Linked DNA regions of Homo sapiens: region 1 is linked to region 2. A link is a loop called in an ENCODE intact Hi-C map of the cell type or tissue named here. Cell type or tissue: prostate gland. All regions are shown on one strand. Each heading gives the region's core, and the rest is flanking DNA. Links, peaks and the distances in the headings are about the cores only. Region 1 has its middle 750 kb from the start of TLE1. Region 2 has its middle 890 kb from the start of TLE1.

Region 1 (5,390 bases), core at 164-5,163, 140 kb after region 2:
TAGGGTATAATATGTAGATCTAGAATATCAGGACTCATGGCTAAAATAGAAAAGACTTTGGCCACAATCCTTTATGGATAGCTGATTGAATTGGGACACTAGGATGTAAACATTGTCAGTTTGTCAAGGAAGCGTAGGTAGGGGAAAAATACCTGTGGGCAGGGGCAAACATAATCTTCATGTGCCCATCGTGGAGTCTGTTGAAGGATTAACCTGCCTCTTTTGCCTTACAAGGGCGACTTAATGAGCCACTCATTCTTTATAGTTAATTCTACAACATCTTTGGAAAAGAAAAAATAATGTGACTAATTTCAACCTCGATCATACTCTTGTAGTTCTGTCCCAAAGACAAGAACTGAATAATAATATTCTAGCATCAAGACTGTTAAGGGAGAATCATACCAAGCATTGGGCATGTGACATCAATCTCTTTCTCTGGGCCCTTCTCTGCTGAACCTCTAAATGTGCCCCAGGTCCTATGACTCCCTTTGCTCCAGGGTCAACTTCTCTCTAGAAATTTCATTCATCTTTCCCTTATGGCTTTAAGGGATACTCATCTACTGCTAAAATATGTATTTATTTCTCTAACCCAGATCTCTTTCCTAGACTCCAAATTCATATATCCAATCATCTATTAAACTGTCTCTACCTGGATATCCAATAAATGTTCCAAACTCAACATATGAAAATAGACTTCTGGATTCTCCGATCCAAAACCTGCTCCTCTCCCAGTCAGTGTAAATGGCATTCCCACCACTCAGTTGTTCAAACCCAAAGCTTATTGATTTCTGTCATTCTTTTATTCCATAAGGCCATTCCACCCACAAATTCTTTTGATTCTTCTGCTTAAACCTCTCATAATCTCTCCACTTCTCTTCCTGCCATCTCCCACCAGCCATTATCTCTTTCCTGGCTCTATAGGCCTTGAAACTCATATCTCTTCCTCCATTCTGTCCTCCCCCATCCAATTTTCTACACATAATCTTTAAAACATAATTAATTTCATTTAACCTCTCTATGCAAATCCTGTGATGGCTTCCAAATGCATTAGAATGCAACTGGAACTCTGTAACCACAACTGAGGAGCCTATACGATTTATCTCTACCAACTATCCAGACCCATGTGTTATCAATCTCCCCTTCACTCTCCTTCAATCTCTTCAATGCCATGCTCATATATATCTTTTCTCTTTTCTTCAAAGACACCACCATGTTCCCTCCTTCAGGACTTTTAGTGCCTGCGTTATCTTCCTGAAATGCTTTGGCCTCAGTTCTTCACATGCCTGGCTCCTTCTTGCCACTTAGGTCTCATTTTAAATGTTATCCTTTTTTGTGTGGTCTTTTCTGTCCAACCAATTTCACAAATTTTTGTCACTTCCTATCATCGTCACAAAGCAATAATCACCACTTGAATACCTATTTATTTATTTATGTAGTTGGTATATTTATTATCTGTCTTACTCCTACTGAAATATAAGCTTCAGAATTATAGGAAATCATCTTCTCATTCAATACTCTATGACACAGCATGCTGCCCAGCAAATGGTAAATGCTCCGTACATATTTATTGAAAAATTTTAAACTAATGAATGGGTATTTCCAGCTAGCTCTCCCATTTTGTTGCTAGTTATGTATGTCTTCTACAGTGGTCACTTGTGGACATGATAACTAAAGCTCACTTCTCTTCAGACTTACACAAATAAGAATAACTACATAATAGAAAATGAGAAAAGAAAATTGAAAATGGTACTGCAATTCCAGCTTAAATTTAAATAGTTGGCTGTATTTTACCTGGCATGGTGGCTCACACCTGTAATCCCAGCACTTTGGTAGGCCAAGGCGGGTGGATCACCTGAGGTCAGAAGTTCAAGACCAGCCTGGCCAACATGGTGAAACCCTGACTCTACTAAAAATACAAAAATTTAGCCGGGCATGGTGGTCGGCGCCTGTAATCCCAGCTACTTGGCAGGCTGAGGCAGGAGAATTGCTTGAACCCTGGAGGCAGAGATTGCAGTGAGCCAAGATTGTGCCATTGCACTCCAGTCTGGAAAACAGAGTGAGACTTTGTCTCAAAAAAAATCAAGAAAAGTAAATACATAAATAGTTGGCAGTATTTTAATACTTCTAAAAACTTTTATATCTGATAAATGACTAAGACAAACATATTCAATTAAAAATGTATATTTCTTCAATTAGGAAACAGTTCTTACATATTTATTAGAAATTTTTCTAAACTAATTTCACAGGCTTTGATACAATACACAGAACTGGTTGTTTATTTTTATCTATATTTTAAAAGATTAACAGAATTAACTTAAACACATTTAAGTAGCTTCTATGTGCTACCCTCCTCAGGGTTGGGGATGTAAATAGTAGTATAGGATTGTGTTACGTCAAATTAAACTATTGTGTTTCTTAGACATTTTAAGAATGTTTATTGGGGCCAGGAATGGTGGCTCACACCTGTGATCACAGCACTTTTGGAGGCCGAGGCAGGTGAATCATTTAAGACCAGGAGTTGGAGACCAGCCTGACCAACATGGTGAAACCTCATCTCTACTAAAAACAAACAAAAATTAGCCAGGCATGGTAGTGCACTGCTATAATCCCAGGTACTTGGGAGGCTGAGGCAGGAGAATTATGTGAACCCATGAGGCGGAGGTTGCAGTGAGCCAAGATCACGTCACTGCGCTCCAGCCTGGGCGACACACCCAGACTCCGTCTCAAAAGAAAAAAAAAAAAGAATGTTTATTGGCATGTTTATTACTCTGCTTGAATAAAGTGTTACTTGATTCTTTTTTTTAATTACCTAAGTTAGGTTAAAATTTTTAACATATGTCTTTAAAGCTTTTACAATTAAGATATTTCAAGTGCATAACTCAAAAAGTTTATGAAATTTTTGGTTTGGGGTATGATTTTTTAAAAACCCTGCTTTTTTCAATTCCTAGAATGGTAATAAACAACTTATATCAATATTTAGCTTCAAGAGTGTCAAGCAGTCATAAATTCCCCCTTGCTTTCATTTTACTAGATATTTGCTGCCTAAATAGGTGATTTTCCAGCCCACTGAAGCCTATACATTTGAGCATTTCATAATTTTACTAATTGGTGTATAAAAAATTATGAAATTTATGATTTCCTTATTTATTCCCTCAAAGAAAGAACATGTATTTCTTATTCTCTGAGTTCTCAAAAGTAAGCATTTCCCTAAGTACTGCTGGTATTTTGCCCAAACCCTTAACTATTTCCTGTGGATTTGAAATGAGTTATCTGTTTAGTAAATGTCAATGTTTCTCAATTGAATGAGGCTAATCTTTGAACAGGACTCAAGAATGAGAGATTTGGCCTTTTCTGCCATCTCTACCACAGAGAAGTAGAAGGCAACCAAGATCTAAATGGAGGCGCAGGTGTAAATATCACACCCACTTACCTAGCAGACTTTACCCATACCTCCGATATAACTATGTCAATCATATAGGCGGCATTTACATGTCCACCTATGTCAATTATTTGCCAATCTCTTAATAGGTTCTGAATCTGGATAGGGCAGAGGAGTTTTACTGATTGAATGCTGTCAAAACCTATCATCCTGTTTATAGGCCTGGAACATTGAGAAATAGATAAGGAGTGAAATTGGGGGAGACAAAATAATGTTCAATGTTTGAGGTTTGTCCTTAAATGAGGCTAGGATATAAGGCTTTATACCTTAAGCTTTTGCAAGTATGGACCAAGAAAGTTCTTGATCTTGACATTTGCAGCATCTTATATTGTTCCATGCAGTCAGTTATTAAAATGGTGTGGTTTGCTTTTTAAGTGATATGGTTTAAAAGAACAGCTTTAGGACTGGTTTCAGCAAACAGTGGTCACATGTTATTTTGACTTTGGTGGATTACTGCAGGTCATCATGACTTTGTTCATACCAGTGGCTATTCATGGGCAGGTAAATGGCTGTTCTGATACAGCCTCAGGCTTCTTAGAAACACATACTGCTTACGGAAATATTTCATTATAGAAAAAAAGAGCTTTTAAAATTTTTAATGAGTTGGAATGTTTTCTTTCTGCAGTTTACTGTGTTTCTCAGCCAAATATGGGGTGTGTGGGAGACCGGGAACTTCAATCTTGAGAGAGCTGAGTGTTTTAATCATTATAAGGTCCTACTGATATTGTAGTCATAAATGGTTGAACTTCCAGTTTCAGCTACAATACTTCTAGTTTCAGCTCCAACATGTAAAGTACTTTGAAACTGTCACTCCCAACTTTACAACAAGGGAAAAAGCTTGACAAACTGAAAAATGACTTTTCTTGGATCTATCAGAGAATAGAAGTCTCAGAGTAGACCACCACTGTGAAATCTACAGAAACAGGCAAGATGAATAGTCACAGCCAAGAATTGTTTATCCAGAGCAGAACCTACTGGGCCATAAACTGGTAGGAACACTGAAATGGCAGTTTAGACAAATCGCTGGAGGCTGAGTGTGGACATCCTGGGAGCCATGGTCTTAGAGGATTCCTCACTTCTGTGGGTTTCACCTCCAGGAACCAAACCAGGTGCTCACCATGAAGAGTCAAAAAAGATTTCCTCTGCAACAGAGGGAAAAAGTAATCCTTGTGAAATATACCAAAGTGTTCTCCATAATAAAGTTCTACTTTATTGACCATGTCTTTTACTTTCTGTATTATGATGTGAGACATTTCTGGGCCTTGCTGACCCTGGAAGGGACTGCCCTCCCAGGGTTACCTGGTTCCTAGAGATAGTTAATAACTCATCTGAGCGTGTACTTTTCAATACAAGCCAACCAATCCAGAGCCCACACCCCAAATACCTGCTTTATCAGGTCTTATACTCTTTATCTATCTGCTCTAATCACCCTAAAGCCAGATATGAAACAACTAGGGACAGCCTCTATGCCCCAGAGCCCACTGAAATTATTCACGGTGGCCAACCCTAAACCTGCTTATCTTACCCCACTTATTTCTTCCTTCAGAAACCAAAATAAGGGTTGTTCCCATAGTTGCTCCCACTACTTCAGCCCATGATGGACCCCAGCATCTCCCCTTGTTGCCCGTGATGGGGTGGCATGTCTTCTCCTCTTGGGAACTGTGAGAATTCAATGACAATTGTCTCCTGATATGTTGGCCTAACTAGACCTCCAATTTTGTATTAGTATAATATATCTTAGAATACCTACTCTGTGTGGGAAAAATCTTTACCTGAGCCTTATCCCACTTACTTGGGAGAGAAATTAAGCAATGCTAGCCTTCCTGTTTCACATGAAGGGTGGGAAAATAAGGGGCATAAACCAAGAAACCTTTGCAAAAGTCATAGCCCAGGAACACAGGTCAACTAAAAGATTCAGATTTAGTCAGAATATGATAGAACATTTCCCCTC
Region 2 (5,390 bases), core at 206-5,205:
CCCTATGTCCTACTAAAGTGTAAAGTCAATGAGGGCAGAGATCCTGTCTTCTTTTTTTTATGAGGGCATACTCAGGGCCTAATACAGTGAGTGCCTGGCACAGAGTAGGTGCTCAATAAATACCTCTGCATGAGTGAATGCAAGTATCACTTACCTTATTACATAAAAATCATTTTCCTACATTGATCTTACCCCCACATGGTAAGCTTCCAGATGGCAAGGAAAAGGAATTATTTTGTATTTAGAGTGCCTAGCCCAGGGATTCAATTTTTGTAAGAATAAAAGCTAAAACATATCATTTTCCATAAATGTTTGCATCATTTTAAGACCCTTACATGTGTGATTTAATCTTTCAATGATCTGTGAGATTTAGAATTTCCCCCTATTTTGCAGATAAGGAAAATGAGGCACTAGAAACTTCACAAGTATTTGTTAAACTGAACCATATGCTCTAACGGCAGACATACAGAAAAATGAAGAGGAATAGCTACTAATACTGGGCTGGAAATACCTCAAAGAGGTGGCAAACCCCAACTCTGTCCATGTCTAGGGATACAGTGTGCTAAGTGTGTATTCCCTCCATTCAACTAGTACAGGTCTGTAGAAAACTGTTCTGTGTTCCTGGGCCCTCTACCTGTCTCACAAGAATGTCTATCTACCCTCTACCTGGTCTCACAAGAATGTCTATCTACCCTTTGCTTCCTCATCATAGTCGTCTACGTGGAAATACCCCCTTTGTTCAGCCAGCCCACTGTTCTGATTTATTTCTTCTGCTCCATTACTTTAAGGTCTGCTCATCACATTAACCTAAATCCCTGGTGCAAGTCCTGACACACAAAAATATTCATTCGTTAATGAACACATCACCTCTTAATTTCCTAGACAAAGACTTTCTTGACTATCAAAAAAAAGTAACTCGTCCTTCATATGTTTCATGCTATATTTTGCTCTTTGCTACATGTAAAAGTAAAAATAACAATCTAAACTACAGCATGAATGTGCAATTACATACTGTTTTTCACAGTTTTAATGTTTGTAGTCATGGAATTTGATTTTTGGCCTTAAAACTTCAGAGAACAGAGGTTAAATATAGTTAACCAACTTAAAACCATAGCCTGTGCTTCAAAATGGGCAAAATAAGAAGTGTATTGGTCACTTATTTGACCTGGATGATGATGATGAAAAAATAATAGCTTAGTAAATTGTCCTGCTTGGGAATTACCACAAGATAGAAGATGGAGACTATCAAATGTGAATCCAGAAATTATAGAGTTGGAAATACACCAAGACATTTTGAAAATAATCCTTACTTTTACAGAATGTGCTGTTTGTAGAAAGTTCCTTGATCAGTATGATTTTTTGCTCTATTCTCTGTCTATCGATTCAATATGCGAGTCCATTTAAATTTCCCTTCATCACGTTAAGATCATAGAGGAAATTGCGTACCTCAGGAACCAATTAAAGCTTAACTCACCTTCTTCTGACCGTCCCTCAGCAGCTGTTCCCAGAGAAAGTTGGAGAGAGCTCAAAGAAAAACTGCCTTGGAACAGACTCACCTGGAACTCATAGACTCCATCCGAGTCTGCGCTGCCAGGGGCCTTGGCGTCTGTCTCTGAGTTGTCATTTCATTTAGCCTGAGTGTGGTGTTCTGTACTGGGTGCTAAGGGGAATTTAGGGCATAGATTAGACATAGTATTTACCCTCAGGAATCTCACAGTTTAATGGAGGAAATAAGATAAACACACAGTGAATTAAGAGAAAGTAGATACATATGTACACATAAAAAATATTGATTTAAGTTTGGGAAAGAAGAGGACATAGAGGCAAAGGGTTTAGATGCTAATTAGAAAAGTCTTGCTGATCAGCCTTCACATGAGTCTAAGTGGAAGGAAAATTCTCTGTGTGCTGAAAGAAAAGGGACAGCTGTTCCAGAGAGGGATTTCTTTCTTTTCCCCCACCCCCACAGGGCCTGGATCAGGAGAAGCAACTCTGTACTCACGGACTATAAATCACATCCACATGACTGACCACTTGGGTCAATGGATGATGCCACGGAGATACTTTCCCTTGGCCTTCTAGTAATCTTGGATTAGCCTGGTTAGCATGTATTATTTTCTCTGTTCCTAGCTCTTCACCTGTCAAGTGAGTTAATGTAAAATAGTTTATCTCTTTCATTAAAAACATGATGCTGGTCTGTTTGACAAAAATGCTTATATTACCCACTTTTGAGGAGGAATATGTAATTTATATAGGATGAATCTAATATAATATTTGCTCTCCTAAGGCCTGTATTTTTCCAGAACTGATGGCCAGGACCATGCTTGACTTTTGGCTTAGGATGGCACGCATAGGAAGTAGGCACTTAGGCTTTGCAGGAACGCTGCTACCCTGGGGAATTCCAGACAACATCACCCAAAGAGGTCTGCACAGTTCTGTGTCACATTGCTGCATTCTTATACTCCTCACATTCTGTTGGAATAACATTATCCCATTGAACAAACAAATTAAAACAAAACAAAATAATTTTTTTAAATTTCCAACATTTATGGAGTTAAAATGCTCTCTCTCTCTCCTTTTTTCAATTTAATCAGAGGCTGTTTTTTCTTCCCCCCTTGGTGGGGGGAGCTGGGGGAAAAGAGACAGATGGTATCGTTTGCAAAAGGAAAGCTGAGAAGTTACTCATATATCTTTCAGCTTTGTGGCAAATGTGATGCCAAGATTCTTGCTTGGAGTGTATACTGCAATACAGGCACAGAGGCGTACCAGAAAGGGTGAGGCCAGCGCATGGAGGGCAGTGCAATAAATTGCTGTGGGCTGATCCAACACCAGAACATGTGAGCTATTAAACTTTGGCAGCTATTTTATTTTTCCCTTATGGAGTTTCAGACCTGTCTTGTACACTGAGATAGGTTTCATCTGGTTAAAACTTGTGTCGTATTTAAACTTCCTTCAGATCCATGGAGTTGGAGGGGAAAAAAAAAAAAAAATAAACCTAGCATATCCCATAACACACTGAAATGATGTTGGGGGTGGGAGAGGGGCAGTAATTGTGCCCAGATAATGTTGTCATACTTTGTAAAGCCTTTAATGCTGGAATTTATTTATTAATGATGCATGGGTTATTACCCACCATCTGTCTTGTGTTAGCAGTGGGCTGTTTCAGATTATGGTAATGTGTTTCTGATTTGAGTTGTGTTGAAAGCCAGAACAAGGCATCTCATGTGCAGTCCTCTTTGAGGCCTGCTGTTTTCAATTCCTCTTCACATAAAGGGCTTTTATTTGATTTGTTATGGGGATTTTTTCTTCTGTTGCCAAAACAGCTGCAAGCCTGGAAGGGAATAAGACACAGAGCCACATCAAACTTGTTAGCTTGTAAAAAAAACAGAATGTTCCAGGAACCAGAAAAAAATAGAAGGATGTGGGAGAGTGTATGGAAAGGAGAGGAGAGAGAGAGAAAGAAACTTTAGTAGCCTATTTGGCTTTCATATTTTAAAATGTATACAGATATATTTTGTTACTTAAGTATCATAGGTTAAATTGCATTGTATTTAATTTATTATGCCCATTCACACCAAACAGAATGGCTTTCTTTTCAATTGTTTTAGTAGTCTGTTTGCTAGCACAAAAGCAATAAATAAAAGTCCCCAATGAGCTAGCTGCCCTTCCTTAGGCATCAAAGCAAACACCCAGTTGTTTAAGCTTGATTTTTTAAAATGTACCGAACACATTCATATTTGTGCACAAAGAAAAAAAGGAATAAGTAACAGACATCCTGATCCAGAGTTCTTTGTCTCTGTTTCTCCCTCTCGCATGGCTATGGGTCAGCAAACTTCTAGATCACTGCTACCCAGGAGCAACGTTGATGGAAATGCCCTATGTCTTCTGTCTTCAATATGATAGCCACGAGCTACTTAAGGCTACTGAGCACTTGACATGTGGCCAGAGTAACTACCTACATTTTTAATTTTATATAATTTTAATTAAATACTTACATGTGGCTAATTGTCATTGTCCTAGAGAGTGTAGTTCTAGAATTAACTAAATAAGAGGCTATTTCTTCCCTCTGATATAAAGTAAAAGTCATCGCATATTAGTTATGGCTACAGCTTACTTTTAACCTAAAGAATTTGTTTGAAAGCTTTTTCCCTGATGTATTATTCAAAGTTGCTAGTGCCAAGGCTGTCTCTCAGAAGGCCACTGGCAAGTTCTTTCTTGAACCAAGTGCATAAATACTCTATTGAAATATGGATTTAGGCGAAAACTTAATGCTTCTCGTGACAAATAAACAGCCATAAAGAACTGTAACCAGAGCTTTCAAATAATATCAAATCTTCTAATGCTAAGTATATTCAAGAATTTATTTTAAATTTATTGGCTACAATTCTGTCTATTCATATTGAACAATGACTAATTGTTTTTGGAACATATGGTGTGTTCACAGATATGCTCAAAACCATTTGAAACTGACTTTGTGACCACTGTCCAGATTTTTGTTCATCAATTTTTTTAGAAATTATATTTATTAAAACATAAGCATAATTTGGAGTATCTTTTGTTGTAGATCTTCTTTTTTACAACTTTCCTACTGGTGGAGAAGAGGCTGTAGAGAGATAAGCAGATAAAGAGATATAGCAATCATAAGATATGTGTTTACCATTATCTGGTGCCTTTGCCTCCTAGACACACTAGACTGCATTTCCCAACCACCCTTGCAGGGACCATGCAACTGAGTTCTAGCCAATGGAATATGAGTGGAAATAATGTATTCCATGTCAAGACCTGACATTCATATACTTTCTGCATAACCCTCCTCTTCTTTTATCCGATGCCGAAAATCCAGCAAATAACCCAAGTTTCTAGAAGATAGCCATTAGAGGAAGTGAACCTAGATCCCTGAGTAACAGAGTGAAGCAGAGTCATCTTTCCCAATGATACAAAATTAGACTGTGATTGAAAGAAAGAAATGCATCTTTGTTTTGCTTAAAGTCATTGTGATTTGGAGGATTTTTTTTTTTTTTTTTTTGTAATTTTACCCCTGGCTGATGGAAAATGACATCTTGGAAGAGTAGTCGCAACAGGGAGAACCTCCTGCAGTGTGATCTCTACTAACACTCTGTCCCTTGGCTTTGTTATTTAAAACCCTACTTCTAAGGGTATACCTAGAATTGTTCGTATTCAGGGAGCTGAACTTACATTATCCAAGTAAGAAAGATACTACATGTAAAAAATGCAAGGTCAATTTATTTAATATGTTTATTTAAAATATAGAATTGACACATAGATCAAATTTTAACTAAAACATTCTTTTCATGTAGCAAAGTCAAAGTTGCAAGCCAAATATATGGCTAAGTCAGATGGGCCCTCTCATAGCATCTTCTGCATTGCCATAA

The links. A loop is a pair of places that touch in the nucleus more often than their neighbours do. Peaks named below come from ENCODE experiments on the same cell type or tissue, not always from the same donor. Only the 100,000 strongest peaks of a DNase experiment are listed, where the experiment ranks them.
Region 1: a loop joins it to region 2, with 4 times the contacts of the local background. A loop is called at or near these places in 3 of 110 quality-filtered maps.

The regions. Positions count from the first base shown.
Region 1 is chr9:80,934,604-80,939,993 of GRCh38, forward strand. No RefSeq gene overlaps it. Among named protein-coding and RNA genes, the nearest start is that of TLE1, 750 kb to the right of the region's middle. In prostate gland, for the core only: no CTCF peak of the experiment used is centred there; no DNase peak of the experiment used is centred there.
Region 2 is chr9:80,795,249-80,800,638 of GRCh38, forward strand. No RefSeq gene overlaps it. Among named protein-coding and RNA genes, the nearest start is that of TLE1, 890 kb to the right of the region's middle. RefSeq lists enhancers at 2,537-3,809, 2,960-3,471. In prostate gland, for the core only: no CTCF peak of the experiment used is centred there; DNase peaks (open chromatin) are centred at 1,563, 2,783 and 3,313; H3K27ac peaks cover 2,876 bases.